2 separate regions of the Mus musculus genome follow, and region 2 is linked to region 1. Evidence: chromatin loops called from intact Hi-C (ENCODE). Cell type or tissue: left cerebral cortex. All regions are shown on one strand.

What was found. Peaks named below come from ENCODE experiments on the same cell type or tissue, not always from the same donor. Only the 100,000 strongest peaks of a DNase experiment are listed, where the experiment ranks them.
Region 2: a loop joins it to region 1, with 2.6 times the contacts of the local background. A loop is called at or near these places in 7 of 42 quality-filtered maps.

What each region holds. Positions count from the first base shown.
Region 1 is chr2:129,257,606-129,260,105 of GRCm38, forward strand. No RefSeq gene overlaps it. Among named protein-coding and RNA genes, the nearest start is that of Ckap2l, 38 kb to the right of the region's middle. In left cerebral cortex, a CTCF peak has its summit at 1,382 (motif pointing left); DNase peaks (open chromatin) are centred at 749 and 1,375.
Region 2 is chr2:128,862,660-128,865,159 of GRCm38, forward strand. Fbln7 (fibulin 7) reads left to right here and starts at 1,273. Exons shown (of 8, transcript NM_024237.4): 1 at 1,273-1,488. The coding sequence starts at 1,414. In left cerebral cortex, a CTCF peak has its summit at 1,183; a DNase peak (open chromatin) is centred at 1,295; H3K4me3 peaks cover 934 bases.

The sequences.
Region 1 (2,500 bases):
TAGACTCATCAGACAAGGTATGTGAGTTTCTCAGAGTTTGTCTCGTGTGTGTGTGTGTGTGTGTGTGTGTGTGTGTGTGTGTGTGTGTGTGTGTAGGCATTCTTTATACTAGAGACCTCAAATTTGGGAATATTGCCAAACTTAAGAAGTAGCAGGACTGGAGGACTTGCTTGGGAGTTCCCGAGCTGTCCCAGGAGCTGAGCATCTGGGAGAAAGAGAAGGATGAGCCAGGAGGGTTGCCATGTTTCTGTCTTCTGGAAGGGAATCTCAGCTACTATGTGACATATGGAGATCTGTTTTTTCTACACAAGGAGGCAGAGATGTAAAAAGTTAAGAAGTTTGTCCAAAATCACACAGGTGATAGGGATCAAGCTGGGACTAAGGTCCCCATTTTCTAACTTGAGGTCCTCAAGTGATTCCCATAGTGGGCTTCCTCTCCCACCCTCCCCACCTGCCCTGAGAAATTAGTGTGTGGAAGGCACACTTTCTCATCCATGAGAGAGCGGAACTTGTTTGCTTTGAGCTCAAACAACCTCAGGTGTGCTGTTAGCTCTGTTGGGTCTGAGTCATTGACTCGTGACTTATGGAAGGTTGGCCACCTGACTCTCTGGCTGCCTCTGTCACACACAGCCCATGTGTATCCTCTTTGTTCTGGGTTTAGTCTTAATCTGACCTAAGGGAGTGGCTGGGGTTCAGAGTCCTCTGGTTGGGGGCTGACAGACAAAAGTGGCCAGGGACAGTGGGGAACCCAATGTTACTCACCACTGCTGTCTCCTGACCCTGTTCTCCAGAGTAGTCTAAGCATCCGGAGAAGCTACACACACACCTGGCACATCTGTACAAGAGTGTGAACTTTCCTGGGGGGAATCAGGATGAGGAGTGAGGACTGGGGCCCTGGCACACAGAAAGCAAGAGGGTTTGATTTGGACCAGACTCCCCTAGAGACCCCACTGAAGCCTCTTGGGGGGTCACCCTCACGCTAGGCTTCCCCAAAGCCTTTCCTCCCCTCCTACTGGGCACAGACACAGGCGCACACACAGCCCATGGGTGTCCCGTCCCTCCCCTCCTCCTCTGGCTCCCACTCCCCATGTGCTGTATCCCCTAATGTTCTGTGTCGCCTTCCCATATGGGTCTGAGGAAGGTTCATGGTGCTATCTTTGGAAGAGGGACATTGGAGCTGTTATGGGCTACAAGCCATCAACTCCACTAAAAAAGAGATGTTAAGTGCTATGTGGCAGGTGAGGAGGGGTAAACCAGAGAGGAGACGAGCGAGACTTCCCTAGCCTGTCTAGATCTAATTTGTCTCCATTTGTGCCCAACCATTTGATTTTCCCCAGCTTTGTCTAAGTGCCTCCTGACCTTGTCCTACAGTGCCCTCTGCTGGCTATTCTACTAAATGACAGTAACATGCTTTAGTGGAAGGATTGCCATCAATTCTGTTTCTGGGACTTGGCCTCTCTCTGGCACCTCAGTCCTCACCATGAACACTCTCCAGACATGCCATGCCTGACTGCTGGACTGGGCCTCATGCAGCTGTCATGGATGTCTGGGGTCAACGGAGAAGAAGCCTGAGAAGATGGGATTCTGGGTCAGTGACCTGATGGGTCTTGGGGAAAAAGAAAAGAAAACATTCCCTGTGGCATACTGAACAGAAAACCTGGGAGATTCCCACAGACCATTGAGGTTGAGAGTTACAGAGAAATATGGCAATCTTAGGCTCAGCTGGATCTGGGCAGAGACTTATAAAGCTTAAGGCGACTAGCATGTAGCCATCTGAGTGGTCCTTTGGCCTGGTCATGTCGGCTGGCAGGATCTCAGATTTTTACAGGTGAGGAGGTTGAAGTCTAGAGACAGGAAAACTGTCTGGAGCCAGCTCTCCAGTTTGAAAACAGGACTGGGAGGAGTCCAGGGCAGCGACTGTAGGGCTGGGCGCATGGGCCTAGTCCTCGCCTAGTCCTCTGCTGTGTTCAGCCATGGCTGCGCTGATCACTCTTTTGAGCCAGTCAGGTCACACCGAGGGAAGGCAGGAGCAGAGCCTGGGCAAAGTGGAGAGGTATACTATCTCTAAAGTTCCATACACGAGCTTGTCTAGCATGCATGAGGTCCTGGGTACTAGCCCAGCACTGAAAATAAAAACTATAGGATGTGCCCTGGTTATGAGGGACATCCTAGGATCCTATCACAGAGTGCTGAGGCAGGAGAATGGCAAGTTCTAAGCTAGCCTGGGCTACATAATGAAGATCCTGTTTCAAAGAAAATACCCCAAAGAAACAAAACAACCCATCAACCAGTCAACCAACCCCAAATACCCAAACTACTCGTATGCATCCTGTGGTTTTAAAAGAGGCAGCTTCTTTCCCGCAGGTGGATATGAGCCTCAGTCCCCAGAGGGTTTGGACACTGGCAGGACTGCCTGGCTTTTCCCCATCAAGGGGTCACCCTCAGGGAGCATGCTCAGGGGCACAGGAGGACCTGTTTTTGGATCAGACTTCTCTAGTGA
Region 2 (2,500 bases), 390 kb before region 1:
AGCCTGAGTACAGGAACCTCAATTCCATGCCTGTCACAGGGCTGTTACCTAACTAGACCCCAGGCGTGTTCTGTAGCTGGGCCTTTACTTTAAACCCTTGGGAAACAGACGGAAAACTAGAAGGAAGGCTGTAGACTCTTCGTCACGGAGCATGTGCCCTACTTAGTCACTGAGCATGCGCCCTCCTAACCTAGTCACTGAGCATGCGCCCTCTTAACTTAGTCACTGAGCACGCGCCTTCCAAAAGCCCTAGGGAGAATTGATTTAAAAACTGGCAGAGTTGTCCAAAGGGTGACTTAGTCTAACTCAGAGCCCTTTAAACTTCTTGCTCTCAGTCTCTTTTCACTGAGAAATATTTCTGCAACCTTAGGAATTCAGGCACATGAAGAAGTGTACAGATCAAACACGTACTGGTAATAAATCATAAATTTATTTTAAAGTAATTATTTGCTATAAATATAATTTTATCCTTTATTAAAATTAAAGGAAATTTGATATGCTTTATTAATTTTTACATGAAGAATTAAATCTTGGCTGAATATTTGATATTGAAGAATAAGAAGCAGTTTTGACTTTTTTCCCCCCCTAAATTGATTGTTTGGTTATAAAATTGTCACACGGAGCACACCACCTCATATAAGTAAGTAGTACAAAGTAGCAAAAAACTTAGCGTGTACAGTAAAACCACTTCATTTCGTAACATAAGTTAGTCTGAGATCTGAGCCAAGTGTCCTAGGTGTGTGTGTGTGTGTGTGTGTGTGTGTGTGTGCGTGTGTGATCATTCCCGTGGTGCCCCTGGACATCTGACCAGTAGCAGTTATGGAGACCAAGGATACCTTGGATTCATTATATTTGATTTTGAATTAATTTTTGGTTTCGTGCCTCACCATTTGCTAAAATCAGTAACTCAGCTCCCATTTTTTTCGGCCCACGGTTTAAGAAGAGACGGTCTAACCTGGTCCAATTTATGAAGGCCATCTTTCTGCCATACTAACCCTGTTCTCTGTTGTCCTAGAGGAAGATGTCCTTATGTGGGCTTTGAAGTGGGACAGTCCTAAATTTGGCTCATCAATCAGCCGCGTGTAGTTGGCAGGGGCCTAGGTCTCTCCCGGCGGGCAGTGGGGACTGCGGACAGTGGGGCAGCCCAGGGTGGACACTGGCCACCCTTGGTCGCGAGGCGTCGCACCCGTTCTTTTCCCAGAGCAGAGGATTGGGCGAGCTCCCAGGCGCATTCCAGGCTCCACAGCTCCTCCTCTCTCGCCTCCGCCACAGGGCTGGCGCCTCCCCGCGTCGTCGGGACAGTCCCGTGCAGGCGGCTGCGGACTAGTGGCCTTGGAAGCTGCAAGGGACCCGCGCACTGCGGCCAGAGAACAGCGACCTGCCTTCCCCAGCAGCAAGGCTGTGAGTGGCAAGATGGGACCGGGCTCACAGCGCGCGCTTTTCCTCCTCTTGCTGCTCCTCGCCAGCCCCGGAGCGCGGGCTTTCCAGGTCAGTGTCCCCCGCAGTGCGTCTTGGAGTCCCGCTTCCCAAGGAGGTAGCGCCGAGGCCAGGGCATGCCATGCTCCACTCCTGTGCTGGAGTTGGGACTTGGAGCGGAGTCTAGGGCTGGGGTTTGGTTGATGGAGAGAGGAGCGGGGTCCTCCATCTGTCATTGCAGGCGACCTGGGCTGCTGCAGCCCAACGGGAGAAGGTGGCTCCGCGTGGGAATCGCCAGCCCGGGAAAGTTACCCAAGGATTTCTGAGACACTGGTCTTTTGTGGGTCTTGGTGAGAACACCTGGCCGCCCAATTCTGTTAGAGAATGTTCGTGCTCTCCAAACCCAACATTTACGTTTCTAACTGAAATATTCTTGCTGCCACCACACCCTAACCACTCTCAGAAATTCTTACCAGTGGCCTGATGGATCCTCAGGTGGTCCTATCCTGAGCACCCGAAGCCTCAGAGTTGCAATTATATTTTCTTACACACCCATATGAACAGCAGGGTCTTTTCTTTTCTTTTCTTTCCCTTTCCCTTTCTCTCTTTCTCTCCTTCTCTCCTTCTCTCCTTCTTTCTCTCTCTCTCTCTCTCTCTCTCTCTCTCTCTCTCTCTCTCTCCCTCGCTCCCCCTCCCTCCCTCCCTTCCTTCCTTCTTTCCTTCCTTTCTTTCTTTCTCTTTTTTTTTTGACATTTACGTCTCCAAATCCCACTGGATTTATTTGCTTGGCTAGATTTTATAACAATAACAACAACAACAACAATAAGTATTATTATTATTATTTTATTAACCATTGGAAACTGACTTTTAAAATTGAGACTGTAAATAAAAATGTATTTGAGAGACTTTGTATTGTCAGGTTCAGGTCAGCTTCCATCAAACGCGTGTCAGCAGACAGAGGTCCCTCAACGAGAGTCCTGAAGCAGCTTCTTCAACCATGCCAACAGCAGCATAAACAGCTGCAGGATGTGCAGGGAGGCTGGGTGCCTGCTGAGTGTCCAGATCCTTCTTTAAGACCACCCAG